Regions from separate parts of the Homo sapiens genome. Here all the other regions are linked to region 3. Evidence: chromatin contacts called from ENCODE Hi-C or POLR2A ChIA-PET data. All regions are on one chromosome and are shown on one strand. The core of a region is the stretch at or near the end of the contact, and the rest is flanking DNA. Distances in the headings are between cores, read along the strand shown.

Evidence for each region. A loop is a pair of places that touch in the nucleus more often than their neighbours do. ChIA-PET counts read pairs that join two places held with the same protein, here RNA polymerase II (POLR2A). Pooled maps may share reads with other maps.
Region 1: a loop to region 3 is called in a pooled map, with 2.0 times the contacts of the local background. The contact joins the enhancer-like site here to the promoter of ATP1A1-AS1 in region 3. A Hi-C loop is called at or near these places in 1 of 37 single-sample maps with no recorded cell type and 2 of 50 pooled maps. POLR2A ChIA-PET finds 5 or more read pairs at or near these places in 12 of 52 experiments (A549, CD4-positive, alpha-beta memory T cell, H1 and 8 more).
Region 2: a loop to region 3 is called in a pooled map, with 3 times the contacts of the local background. The contact joins the enhancer-like site here to the promoter of ATP1A1-AS1 in region 3. A Hi-C loop is called at or near these places in 1 of 168 maps with a recorded cell type or tissue (naive thymus-derived CD4-positive, alpha-beta T cell), 6 of 37 single-sample maps with no recorded cell type and 14 of 50 pooled maps. POLR2A ChIA-PET finds 5 or more read pairs at or near these places in 10 of 52 experiments (CD4-positive, alpha-beta T cell, CD4-positive, alpha-beta memory T cell, CD8-positive, alpha-beta T cell and 5 more).
Region 4: a pooled map shows a loop between it and region 3 (3-fold over the local background). The contact joins the enhancer-like site here to the promoter of ATP1A1-AS1 in region 3. A Hi-C loop is called at or near these places in 1 of 168 maps with a recorded cell type or tissue (B cell), 7 of 37 single-sample maps with no recorded cell type and 9 of 50 pooled maps. POLR2A ChIA-PET finds 5 or more read pairs at or near these places in 2 of 52 experiments (GM12878 and activated CD4-positive, alpha-beta memory T cell).

Annotation. Positions count from the first base shown.
Region 1 is chr1:116,345,880-116,349,011 of GRCh38, reverse strand. No RefSeq gene overlaps it. Among named protein-coding and RNA genes, the nearest start is that of ATP1A1, 26 kb to the left of the region's middle. Within about 2 kb of position 1,856, at least 4 of the 41 ENCODE cell types and tissues checked have a DNase peak (open chromatin) inside an H3K27ac peak, as active enhancers do.
Region 2 is chr1:116,514,548-116,517,845 of GRCh38, reverse strand. CD58 (CD58 molecule) reads left to right here. Exons shown (of 6, transcript NM_001779.3): 6 at 3,024-3,298. The coding sequence ends at 3,033. Among named protein-coding and RNA genes, the nearest start is that of LINC01762, 37 kb to the right of the region's middle. Within about 2 kb of position 2,010, at least 16 of the 41 ENCODE cell types and tissues checked have a DNase peak (open chromatin) inside an H3K27ac peak, as active enhancers do; they include CD4-positive, alpha-beta T cell and CD8-positive, alpha-beta T cell, where a contact is called at or near this core.
Region 3 is chr1:116,417,027-116,420,189 of GRCh38, reverse strand. It overlaps ATP1A1-AS1 (ATP1A1 antisense RNA 1), which reads left to right and starts at 1,568. Exons shown (of 3, transcript NR_027646.1): 1 at 1,568-1,731. RefSeq lists a silencer at 1,360-1,489 and an enhancer at 1,449-1,743.
Region 4 is chr1:116,538,671-116,541,590 of GRCh38, reverse strand. The region is part of intron 2 of CD58 (CD58 molecule); the gene reads left to right. Among named protein-coding and RNA genes, the nearest start is that of MIR548AC, 20 kb to the left of the region's middle. Within about 2 kb of position 1,415, at least 2 of the 41 ENCODE cell types and tissues checked have a DNase peak (open chromatin) inside an H3K27ac peak, as active enhancers do; they include B cell, where a contact is called at or near this core.

The DNA of each region.
Region 1 (3,132 bases), core at 607-3,106, 71 kb after region 3:
TCCTTCTTTCTCTCTTTCTTTCTCTTTCTTTCTTCTTTCCTCCCTTCCTTCCTTCCTTCCCTTCCCCTTCCTTCCTTCCTTCCCTCCTTCCTCCCTCCTTCCCTTCCCCTTCCTTTCTTCCTTCTTTCCTTCCTTCCTTCTTTCTTTCTTTCTTTCTCTTTATTTCCTTTCTTCAACAGAATCACATTCTTTTGACCAGGCTGCTGTGCAATGGTGCAATTAGAGCTCACTGCAGCCCCAAATTTCTGGCCTCAAGCAACTGTCCTGCCTTAGTCTCCCAAGTAACTAGGACTAAAGGTGTGTGCCACTATACCATACCTGGCTCATTTTATTGTAAGCATTTATAGCTATCAATAGCACTACTTTTGCAGTGTTGTGTAAGTTTTGGTATAGTATGTTTTCATTGTCATTTGTCTCTATTTTCTAATTTCCTTTGTGATTACAGAAGGACATTTTATAATAAAAATGAGTCAATCCATCAGGAAAACATAACAATCATAATAATGTATGCGCATAACAACAGAGCCCCAAAATATATAAAGCAAAAACCAACAGAATTGAAAAGAGAAATAGGCAATCAAACAGAAATAGCTGGAAACTTTAATACTTCACTTTCAGTAATAGATAGAACAGCTAGGCAGACAATAAACAAGATACGTATGACTTTAACATTATAAACCAACTAAATGTAAGAGATTGCTGCACCAAACAAGTGCAAAATACACAGAATACACATTCTTCTCAAGAGCACATGAAATATTCTCTACGATAGACTAAATGCTGAACCATAAAACAAGCCATAATAAATTTAAAAGAACTGAGATTATACAAAGTATGTTCTCCAGCCACATGGAATAAAATTAGAGATTAATAGAAAGCTCTCTTTACATGAGCAAATATATCATCACGTAGAAGTGGATGATCATCTGTTAGGAATATCAGCCTTTGCTTTCCACATGCACACAGTTCTGCTGCTGGCTACACAGCCCTTTCATCCAAAGAAACCTCTCACTCAAAGCAGGTGTGGCCAGGATATTTCCAGCCTCAGTTAGGGCTCTAGAAACTTAATCTCACTGGAGAATTCTAGAAGATTGCATAGACTGTGCCTCAGAGTTATTTTCGCAGGAGATGGGTTATTTATAGGTTAACTCCCTGTCAATCACTGTTTGAGGTTGCTTCTAGGCATTAAGTCTCTGGAGATTCCAGCTTGTCCTGTACTTAATCCAAATCTATTCCTGAGGCCAGGACAAGGCAGGGAGTTGCAGTTGTTCACATAAGCAGACTTGGAATAGAGAGTGAATGTCAGCCGCCAGCATCTGCCACAACACCCCAGGTCTTTGTTCTGGGTATTAGGCCCATAAAAACAACTAATCAATCACTAGACTTATCTACTTGTATCTAATTAATTCCACAAATATTTATTTAATACAGAAGAAGTGTCAGGTTTTATACTAGGAGATGAGACTTTAGTGGGGAGTAAAGCAGTCTTGGTCTCTGCCTTTTACTCCCCAGAGGCATTTCAAACGAATCTGCCTAACACTGGGCCCATTGTCTCCTCCTCCAACTTATTCCTCTTTCTTTATTTTCTGTCTATGTAGATGATCACCCAGGCCCAAACTCAGAAATCTTTCTTGACTCTTTTTTAACCTCAATATCCAATCCATCACTACACTTGCCAGCGTCATCTCTTACCTCTTTGGCCCTTTCTCAGTATGTGGTGTTTTAAACATGTATTATTTGTTCAGGTGATAATACAACTAAGCAAGAAAAGGGTTTCAATGATTTCCTTAGTGGTTGCCAAGCCGAGTTTTTGTGGCTCAGTGATTGTAGGTTTCTGCTTTGTTTTTTTCTGCAGTTAGGCTCGAAGCCTTTGAGTACAGGTGCCACACCTTACTTTTTTTCTTACCCCACAATTCTGGGCACAGAGCATTGTGCTTTCCTTAAGCCACAGCATTCCTTACCCCACAGTTCTGAGCATTGGCTGAGCACCAATGTCTGAATAACATTTGCTGTGTGCTGACATACCCTCAGCAGGGCCATCTTATCCACTGGGCACAGTAGGCTTGGACCTACAATACTCTCAAGGGTGCATAAATATATTTTAGTTTCTTTGTTTTTTTTAAAATCAGGAAAAATGAATATTACATAATGAAAATAATAAATATATATATAAATGAATACAGTCTGGATTATAGTTGTCTTTATACCAGCACAGTCATAAAAAATAATTTTTAATATTTTTTCTTTCTTTTTATGGAGGAATGGGCCCATGAAGGCAAAATTGCCTAGGGTCCATGAAAGCGATAATGTAGCCCTGGCTCTCAGTTCAGCATCACCTTCTCGCCATGAAGTCAGAAGCTCTGGACTGGGTTGGGGGCTCCACTACTGTTGTACCCTTTCAGTTATGCTTGAAGAACTAAGAGAACTGTGTATTCTGCCTTGTTCTGCCTCTCTTTAAGATTCCAGGACAAATATATCCCTAAGGCCTTTTGGACTGGTTGAACTGAAGATAACTTTAAATTTAAGAGGCTCTAACTTCCAACATGGGAGATAAGATGAAAAAAGAAATCCAGACAGCCTGCTTTAATTCTATCCCAATCAAACTTTTATTTTAAAGAACTATTTAAAGGACCTGACATATGTGAAAAACAAAACTCTTTTTTTAAACCTTTAGCGATATGACAAAGCTCCTGAAATGAGACCCCCTCCTTCCTGCAGCATTAGATACCCTGTGAGTGCCAAGGTATGGGCTATGCAGGGTGGATAGCTCTGTTTTGCCTGTCCCAGGGCCATCTGTGATACAAATCGTGTGCTTCCTGGACTCCCTGCAAGCTGCAAGCTACAAGCCTTTGCCTAGCAAATCAGGTTAAGATGAACAAAGGCAGCCATGAAGGGGGATGTCTCAGAAGGGCATTGCAGGCCAAGGGGTGTGCATAATGTGTTGGGTAAGGATGGAGTGAAGCAGGTTGGGGAGGCAGAAAGATGTTGCTAGGCAACCAGCCCCGGTGCCTTTGTATATGTAGATATATTTTGTTTGAAGCAGCAGCTGGCAGCCACCACCTTTTTTTCTCTCCCTCCTCCTCCTACCCATGCCCAGAACACAGACCTGGGCTACAGCTCTCAGAGAGGTCC
Region 2 (3,298 bases), core at 761-3,260, 97 kb before region 3:
GTATTACCTGGCTAGTGATGTCCATGCACAGAATTGGAGCGTGGGCTTCACGCTAGAGTTACGGATTGGGGCGCCTCTTCATCTGGACAGTAATTGATGCCGTGAGCACCTGAGGTCACTAAGAAAGAAAAGCTAGATGCCCTAGGGTGATGGGAAGAGGCAGAGGAGGCGGGACTGGGGAAGCAAAGTCCAGGATCAGAGCCAGGGTAGCCCCGGGTTAGAGACTCGAGGGAGGAGGCTACATGTTAAAGCTGCAGAGACAAGGAGGTAGGCGAGGGGTTAAGACCTTTGGTTTTGTGGAGTCGGTTGCTGTGGTCAGTGCAGGGATGAAGTGAGGGTGGCTAAGCAGCAGCAAGGGCCTAGGTGAGGTGGGATCGATGGATGGGCCACAGGTGTCCTTTCTCCTCAGCTGCCAGGTGGAACAGTGCAGGAGAAACAAGCTGTGGCAGGAGGCCTGGGGGCAAGGAAGTACAAGGGGCAGCTCAGCCGGCCACAGACCCAAGCTGGGAGGACCCAAGGCCATGAGGGGTTGATGGGCCAGGAGGCTGGGCAGAGAGGAGCCAAGTAGCTGGAGATGAGGTGAGGTGGGAGAGGTAGGGACCTCCAGGCTTGTGGTCAGAGGAAGGCATTTCAGATCTGAGCAATATGCGTGAGCCCCAGGTGAGTGTGAGAGCCAAGTCAGGTCTCTGCTGAGATCTAGGTGGTTACAGTGGAGGGGAACTCTGAGTGGATGGGGGAGGCATAGCCATCACTACCAATGATGGGGGTAGGGGGGCATCATCCAGGGCCACGGGGAAAGGGGATGGGCATTCTGGAACTCATCCCTTCCTCTGTTCCTTTCATCACAACAAACGTTATGGAGATTATGCGATACCAGGCACTGTGCTAGCTGATAGGGTGGGGGTCAGAGTACCCAGCGAGGCTAGACATTGTGTGGGATTCAGAGAAAGCATATAATAGGGCTCCTCCCACAAGAAGCTTGTGGCCACACCAGGGAGAGAGAATGGATGCACATGAGCATACGAAACTCTTAGAAGGACTTAGGCAGGAAGCACAGGTGATAGGCAGAATGTGTGATATGAGGGTAAGGGCTGAGCAACCAACGCAGAGGAATTGGAGAGGCCAGAATAATCAGAAAAGCTTTGGAGGGGGTAGGATGTGACCTACATTTTCAGAACAAGAGTGGAGTAGAAAAGGCATTCCAGGTGGGATAAACAGCGGAGGCAAATACATGAGAGGGAATTAAATCTGTTGTGATTTATTTGATAGTAAGATTGACCTGCCTGGCATCGAGTTGAAGTAGAGGCAAAAGACACTGAATATTTGCAAGGAGGTCCTTAGAATGGAGTGATATGGAAATAAGCAGCCATTATAGGTTCTTGAGCAGGAACATTTTGCATGAAAAGCACTGCTTTGGAATGATGAGTCTAGAAAGGTAACACTGACCTCTCTAAGGTGGCATTCTAGGGAGAGACCTGAGTATTTGGGGCTGAGATTGAGAGAGGAGCTTACTTTTCTTGGTATATTTTTATTTACTATTCAAGTTCTGCATCATGTGTGTTTACTGCCTATTTAATAATTATTTTTAAATTTAAAGAACCCATTGTGGCAGCAGGGGGAATTCTCTAAGCTCAGTTACTAAAGGGTTATGAAGCTGGGTATGGTAGCACACACCTGTAGTCTCAGCTACTTGGGAGGCTGAGGTGCGAGGATCGCTTGAGTTTAGGAGTTAGTGGGAGGATTTCTTGAGCCCAGGAGTTAAGAGACCAGCCTGGGCATCAAAAAAATTAAGTTAAATTAAAATGTTAAAAGGTTCTGTATATGGTGGAGATGGAGGAGATCGGGGGAGGAGATGAGAAAGGGGCAAGCATAAGTAGGAACAAATGCAATATTTCCCCAGCTGCGCGAGGGCAGGAGCAGGAAGAACTAAACCCAATTAGGAACAACAGAGGACAGATGAGTAGATAGCAGACATCTGACGGGAAATGGCCACGCCACACTTCTCACCCAGGCAGTTCAACGTAGGCAATTTCTGAGTGCCCTGGTATTTTTTGTGTAAGTGTCTAGAAAACAGATCACAAAGTTAGCCAAATTAAAAAGGAAGCAGGGAGTCCTATTTCTCCGAGAAGAAAGATTTACAGGTGGGATCTCAGGCAGGAGCCAAGCTGGAGAAGCAGGCTTGATTCCTTGTAGTGGGTGAGGAGACTGCTGGGAGAGGGCAGGGAAGCAGAGACCGGCAAAAAGCTGCCCCAACAAGAATCCTGTGCCTGCCAACCTGGTTTACAAACATTTCCCACTTTATCCCCCTCAGAAAGTCACAGCACCCATTTCATGTTCTGTGAGGCTCCCAAGGAGGGAAACTTCTAGTTTGCTGTCCTTTACCTCACCCCTGTGACCACAGCACTAATTTCTCATGAATTCTTGTTACCAATGAGATACAAATGTTTGGGGAGCTCTGGCCTGGTCTGATTTTGAGCTCTGTGGAAATACGCAGACCACGGGGGAGGAGGCCGGGAAATGGACTCGGTTTGAGGGCTTGCTCAAGGATGCGGTTTTGTTTTTCGGCTGATTTACTCCAAGACAGCCAGAGATTGTTCTGTCGTTGCCACAGAGGTGACTAAACAGGAAGGTAAGTTTGAGGTAGGAAGAAAACCATCCCCAGGAGTTTCATGTAGCAAAGAAGGAAGTAGCTGTTACAAATGGGTGACAGTTTACATGTGGGTCTAACAGTCTCAGCTCTGTTGTTCAATCTTTCAGTTATACTCAGAGAGTAAGCGGGAGGAGCCTTGGGGCTGCTATTGAGTGCAGCATCCTGAAGGCTGTTCTTCAAGTGTTACTCAGACTACTATCCCAAGAGCACTCAAGGCAGTTCTTCCTCCATCCCTGCTCCCTAGCTCCCTTGGCTTTGATGAGTTTATTACAAAAGGGCTATTCACTTTAGAATAGGAGGGTAATTAAGACTCCTGGTCTGCAGCCCAGATTTACTGCATTTTACAAGTTAATAATATGATTTTTTTTTGTAGCTCCAATTGATTGGTAACAGAAGATGAAGACAACAGCATAACTAAATTATTTTAAAAACTAAAAAGCCATCTGATTTCTCATTTGAGTATTACAATTTTTGAACAACTGTTGGAAATGTAACTTGAAGCAGCTGCTTTAAGAAGAAATACCCACTAACAAAGAACAAGCATTAGTTTTGGCTGTCATCAACTTATTATATGACTAGGTGCTTGCTTTTTTTGTCAGTAAATTGTTTTTACTGATGATGTAGATACTTTTGTAAATAAATGTAAAT
Region 3 (3,163 bases), core at 319-2,818:
TTTCAACTTCAAGCTCTGATCCCAATTAAATGTAGACACTCTCAGAAAGGGTCACTATCTCTTAATGAAACTGCATTTTAGCCGGGCGCGGTGGCTCACGCCTGTAATCCCAGCACTTTGGGAGGCCGAGGCGGGCGGATCACAAGGTCAGAGATCCAGACCATCCTGGCTAACACGGTGAAACCCCGTCTCTACTAAAAACACAAAAATTAGCCGGGCGTGGTGGCGGGCGCCTGTAGTCCCAGCTACTCAGGAGGCTGAGGCAGGAGAATGGCGTGAACCTGGGAGGCGGAGCTTGCAGTGAACGGAGATCGCGCCACTGCACTCCAGCCTGGGCGACAGAGCGAGATACCGTCTCACAAAAAAAAAAAAAAAAAAAAAAAAAGTGCACTTTAGATGTTTTCCTGGTGGGGGGGGGGGGGAGTGGGATATAAGTAGCAGTGTTCCAAGTACCAAAACCTCCCTGAGTCATCTGTGAAAAGCCATTTGGCAATAATACTGAAAGCTTTTAAATGCTCACATTCTGACTTAGCAGTTTCACTCCTGTGAATATAACCTAAGGAAACTGATCTCAATACTGAAAGGACTTTATACACAAGAATGGGCTGGGCAGCAAAGTGCTGTAATCCCAGCACTTTGGGAGGCCGAGGCCGGGTCGAGGGAGAAGCACCTGAGGTCAGAAGTTCGAGACCAGCCTGGCCAACATGATGAAACCCCGTCTCTACTGAAAGTACAAAAATTAGGTGGGCGTGGTGGCAGATGCCCGTAATCTCAGCTACTCAGGAGGCTGAGGCAGGAGAATCTCTTGAACCTGGAAGGCGAAGGTTGCAGTGAGCTGAGATCGCGCCACTGCACTCCAGCCTGGGCGACAAGAGCGAGACATCGTCTCAAAAAACAAACAAACAAACAAACAAACAACCAAACAAAACAAAAAAGAATGAATAATTTATAATCGTGAAGCTTTGGAAGCCACTTGAATGTTGAACATTTGCGAGATGCTCAGAGAAGTGACAGCGTATCAACCCAATTTTTTAAAGTCCTGCCATTAAAAATTATAGGTAGGAAGCGTCAGTACTAACACGGTGAAAATGTTCATGTTACAAAGTGGAAAACAACCCTGGATTCAGTTTAGTATGTGCGTTTTACCACAGCTATGTAGAAACAAATCCATACACATGGAAATCGAATGAAGTGAAACGCATGCAAATGGTAATGATGCTGTGCTTGGAGGCAGAATTGGAAGCAGTGTTAAAGTTATTTATCATCATTCGTGTTTTTAAAATGCCGTGTGATGGCCGCAATACTTCTGTAACGAATGATGTTTAAGCACGGAGCCCTTCACTGGCCGACGCGCGGGTGGGAGATAGGAGCCGCGCCCAAGCTCAGGTGGCGGCTGCGGGCAGGGCCGCCTGGGGCCGCAGCCGGGCGCGCTCCCGGCGGGGACCCTCTGCTCTCCTTGCAGACGGAGGCCGCGCCGGGTTTGGAGGCATCCCACAGCCTCAGGCCGAGGACCCGCCGCGAAGCGCCGCCTCCGCGGGTTGACCCTCTGCAGCCGCCGTAGCGCAGAGACGAATCCGCGCTCCCCCAGGCTGTCGCGCGAGCTCCCCGGAAGCTCCCACCTGAGCGGCGCATCCTCAGGGCCTGGGCCTGGCCTCCTTGCCTGTGAGATGGCACTGTGACGGTGCCCACCTCGTGGGGTGTGTGAGGGCCGAGTGAAATCGTGCATTTGCGGTAAGAAAGTGCTTATCACGGTGCCCAGTCCTAATATGGGCTGCCAGCCTAAGTACAGAGTCCCAATCCCAGCCCAAAGGCCAGTTTCCAGGTGAACCCTTGTCGGGGAGACCACCAGACGGAACAGTCCCAGTCTACACTCCTGCACCGAGCAGGGGACAGTGTGGACCGCAGAGAGGTCCGAAGTCCCTTTAGAATAAGGATGGTGCTTCAGGGTTGTTAAAAGGATTAAATGAGATGATATCTAAAGGGATTAGCACAGTGGCTGGTGCTAAAATAAATCATTTTCTCTACTGCCACTGCTCTTACAACCAGACGCCTGGAACAGCCTGCTGGTTCGTCTCCTCATTTGTAAGCTGGAGTTAGTAGGTGTGTTGTGAAGGTTGAGAGAATATGCATAGGCAGAACCTGGCGTTTAATATTTGGGAAGTGGCAGCAATTCTTTCTTCATTAATCTACAAGCTGCACTGTGGTAGGCACATACCCTTAGCACCGATTCTTATAAGTGCAGGTAAGAGAGAGAGAAGATATATTGTGTAAGTCGAAGGAGCCAGCCGTGTCCAGGCCACCGCAAAACCTCGACAGTACTGTACCAGGGCCCTCTTCAGTGAATGAATCTCCTCTTTGGCCTGTTTGCTGTCTGTTTGCATTTGCTGCACCCATCAGTTCCCAAACCTGGTCTCTAAAGTCAGGAGCTCAAGGAAGCTTGTCCCAATCCTAGAAAACAAGTACAGCACACACCAACAGCAGCATCCCTAAAAGCCAGCCCTACTGGCAATGCGGGCCCTGCAACCCGTAGGTAAGTGGGACACTCTAAGCTTCTTGGAAACAGCTAACTCAGGGCCTGATTAGCTTACTCCCGCCTCCTGTCTTCAGGAAATCAGACTGTGTAAAATAAGAGAGAAAAGAAAATTGACATAAGTCTATTCCACTGTCTAATGAAATGTGTTTCACTTGTGTTTAAAGTGAATTGTGGGCTGGCGTGGTGGCTCATTTGCCTATAATCCCAACACTTTAGGAGGCCAAGGCAGGCAGATGGCTTGAGCTCAGAAGTTTGAAATCAGCCTGGCAACATGCAAAAACCCCATCTCTACAAAAAATATAAAAATTAGCAGGATGTGGTGGCGCATGCCTGTAGTCCCAGTTACTCTGGAGGCTGAGGTGGGAGGATGGCTTGAGCCTGGCAGGTCGAGGCTGCAGTGAGCTGTAATCATGCCAGTGCACTCCAGCCTGGGTGACAGTCAGGTCCTGTCTCAAAAAAAAAAAAGTGAATTGTAGTACCAGCTACATTTGTAGAGCCCTTTCTCTTTACAGTCATGGTGCTAAATTCTCTGATCTCATTTAATCCTCCCAACCACCCTCACAATGCTGTGTCCATTTTACATATTGGAAAGCTAAGACTCAGGTTAAGAGAGACTTGTTGAAGGTCACA
Region 4 (2,920 bases), core at 166-2,665, 120 kb before region 3:
CTGAAACCGGGATGTCATCCTTGATACCTCTCTTTTTCTTGAATACCACATTCACTCTACCAGGAAGTTGTATTGGTTCTACCAGAATGATCTTTTTAAAACAGAAGTCAGATCATGTCACTCATCTGTGTGGAACTTTCTAATGGCCCCATCTAACTCTGTTAAAGCTAAAATGTGTAAAGCGACTTGCAAGGCTATGTGAGGTCTGACCCCTGTGGACTCTATTTAGACAAATACAGCTTGCTAAGATGTCAAAGTATCCTCTTAGAAGATTTCCTTGAAAAAGTAGAATCTTTGAAACATGGACATTGGGGATCTGATAATTTATAGATAGGGCCAACAAACAAGAGGATTGAGTCAGAATTTAGATCACACATTTTAAGAGCCCTTTTTATAGAGTTTGTAAAACTAATTCAAAACATTTGAATAAATTTCTCCTCTTAAACTTGATGAACTGTTTTAAAATAATTTAAAATATTCTAGGCCGGGCATTGTGGCTCAAGGCTATAATCCCAGCACTTTGTGAGGCTGAGGAGGGAGGGTTGCTTAAGCCCAGTAGTTCAAGACCATCCTAGGCAACATAGCAAGACTCCATCTCTACAAAAATAAAATAATTAACCAGGCATGGTGGTGCATGCCTGTAGTCCCAGCTACTCAAGAGGCTGAGGTGGGAGGATCCCTTGAGCCCAGGAGGCTGAGGCTGCAGTGAGCCATGATTGCACCTCTGCACTCCAGTCTGGGTGACAGACCAAGACCCTGCCTCAAAATAACTAGCTAAATAAATTAATTAAATAAAATATTCTATGGCACCTCAGCAAAGGTATGGTTTTGTTAGTCAGACCAACTGGATAGACCTTAGGAAGCCTGCAGAGGAGTAAAGTACAGGGGAGGTGAGTTTTGATCAGGAGGCAGTGATATTGATAGTATTGAGTGTGGGACTTAAAGTCCTGGTTTGAGAGTCTGGACATCAGCTTGTAGCAGTGGGGAGCCATTGTGTCCTATACTGGAGCAAGGAAGTGACTTGATAAAATACATTTTTGGAAGATTAATGTGATGGTGCATACTTATGATGGATTAAAGAGAGGAGATGTCAAGTTAGAAGCTACTATCATCCAGGTAGATAGAGGGTCCAAGAAAGAGTCTGCAAGATGTAGGTTTTGGTTGTAAAAAGACATAAGATGACTCTAGGTTTCACATCTGCATGATAAAATGATTGGTCATACTATTTTTTTTTTTTTTTAAGAAAAGAGGAAGTCATACTTCCTTGAGGTAATGTTAACACTTGTTTTAGTAACCTGGTAATCTTCTAGAGACACCAGACCTAATAGGAGACTTCCAGTGAGCATATTTTGGACAGGGGGATTTCCTGGCACTTCCTAAATTCAGGGCATCCACTTCCTTCTGTGTGTACATTGAGATCTGGCTTTCCTCCATACCCAAAAGTCCCCTTAAAATTTCTACTTCTGAGGTTTATTAGTCCTTTCCCATCTTTTTATGGACCTTCATCACATCTCAGATGATGATTTTTATGTAAGTAGAATTAACTGCCCTGTCCTTAACTGGGCTGGATTGATACTTGACCTTTACTAAAATTCGTGAAAATATACACATATTTCTATAAAATGTCATCAGATATGTGTAAGAAATTCTCATTTTTTACACAGCAGTGAACTCAATTCATTAATTATAAATTGACTAATTGTCTTAGGGAGGAAGTAGGCACATTTCTTGCCAGTTTAATGCTGCTTAAAGTAGAGGTATAACGAATATTTGTTAGATACAGCTGTGGTAAGTCCCACGGGCAGCAAGAAAATATGAAAGATTTATAGAAGGAAAAGATCTGAGGTGTAGAAACTGTGATCTAGGTGCTGCAGAAAGGCTTGCACACTTTTAGATGAGTTGGATAGGCACTTCTACCTTTGCCATCTGGCAACTGTTGTGTAATGAGATAGCCAGAAAGAGCTTCTACCTAGTCAAGGGAGTTCTAGCAACTTAGAAGATAATACTAACACTTCTTCATGTTTCCCCTGAAATTACTTTCATATTCTGTTTTTTTTCTTTTCTTTTCTTTTCTTTTCTTTTTTACAAACCCTGCATGTGGCACTCAGTCATATTCTGTTTGACCTTTACAGTGACCTGATACAGCATTCCCTTTCACAGATGAAAATAAGACAGTTTAGGAGTCCGTTTCTCTGTAAGTAGAACAAGAGACCTGGATGGATGCTTTCTTAAAACTCTTCCAGCTCCTAAAAGGACTGTGGCCCCAGGTCACACAGCAGGCCAAGGCTAAGGCTTGATCAAACCTCCCAACTCCTACTCAGTGACTCTTCTCATCATATCACATACCCTCCGGGGAGCCTCGGCTTCCTGGAGTTGGAAACTCACAGCCAATGGCCGTGTGCTCTATTACAGCTAGCATTTGTTAAGTACTTACTCTGTGCAGGCACTACATGTTAATTCATATGTTGATTATTATCTGTGTTAACTCATTTAATCTCATTACAGTCTGATAGAGTAAGTACTATTTGTGTCCTTATTGTAGAGAGGAGGAAACCTAGACACAAGGTGATTTAAGTAACTTGCCCAATGTCAAATGGCTCTTAGTCATGAAGCTGGGATATGCACTCAGGCAGCTGGGCTTCTGAGTCCATGCTAAACACCATACTGTACCTCTTTGGAGATAGCGGGTAGAAGAATTTACATTTTATTTGAAGACTGTCTCTCTGAATCTATCCTTCTATCCATCTGTCTCCCCATCTGTCCTGTACTGCTTGTGAGGAGCCATCTGTGTGCCTTGCATTATGTCATGTGCTGTGGTTGAAAGGTGAGTCATACCTAGTCTTTGCCCTCCAAAGATACACAGTCTCTGGGGCTGATGATGCACCTCTGTTCAGTTCAGAAAGTGCTGGATGAAAGACTA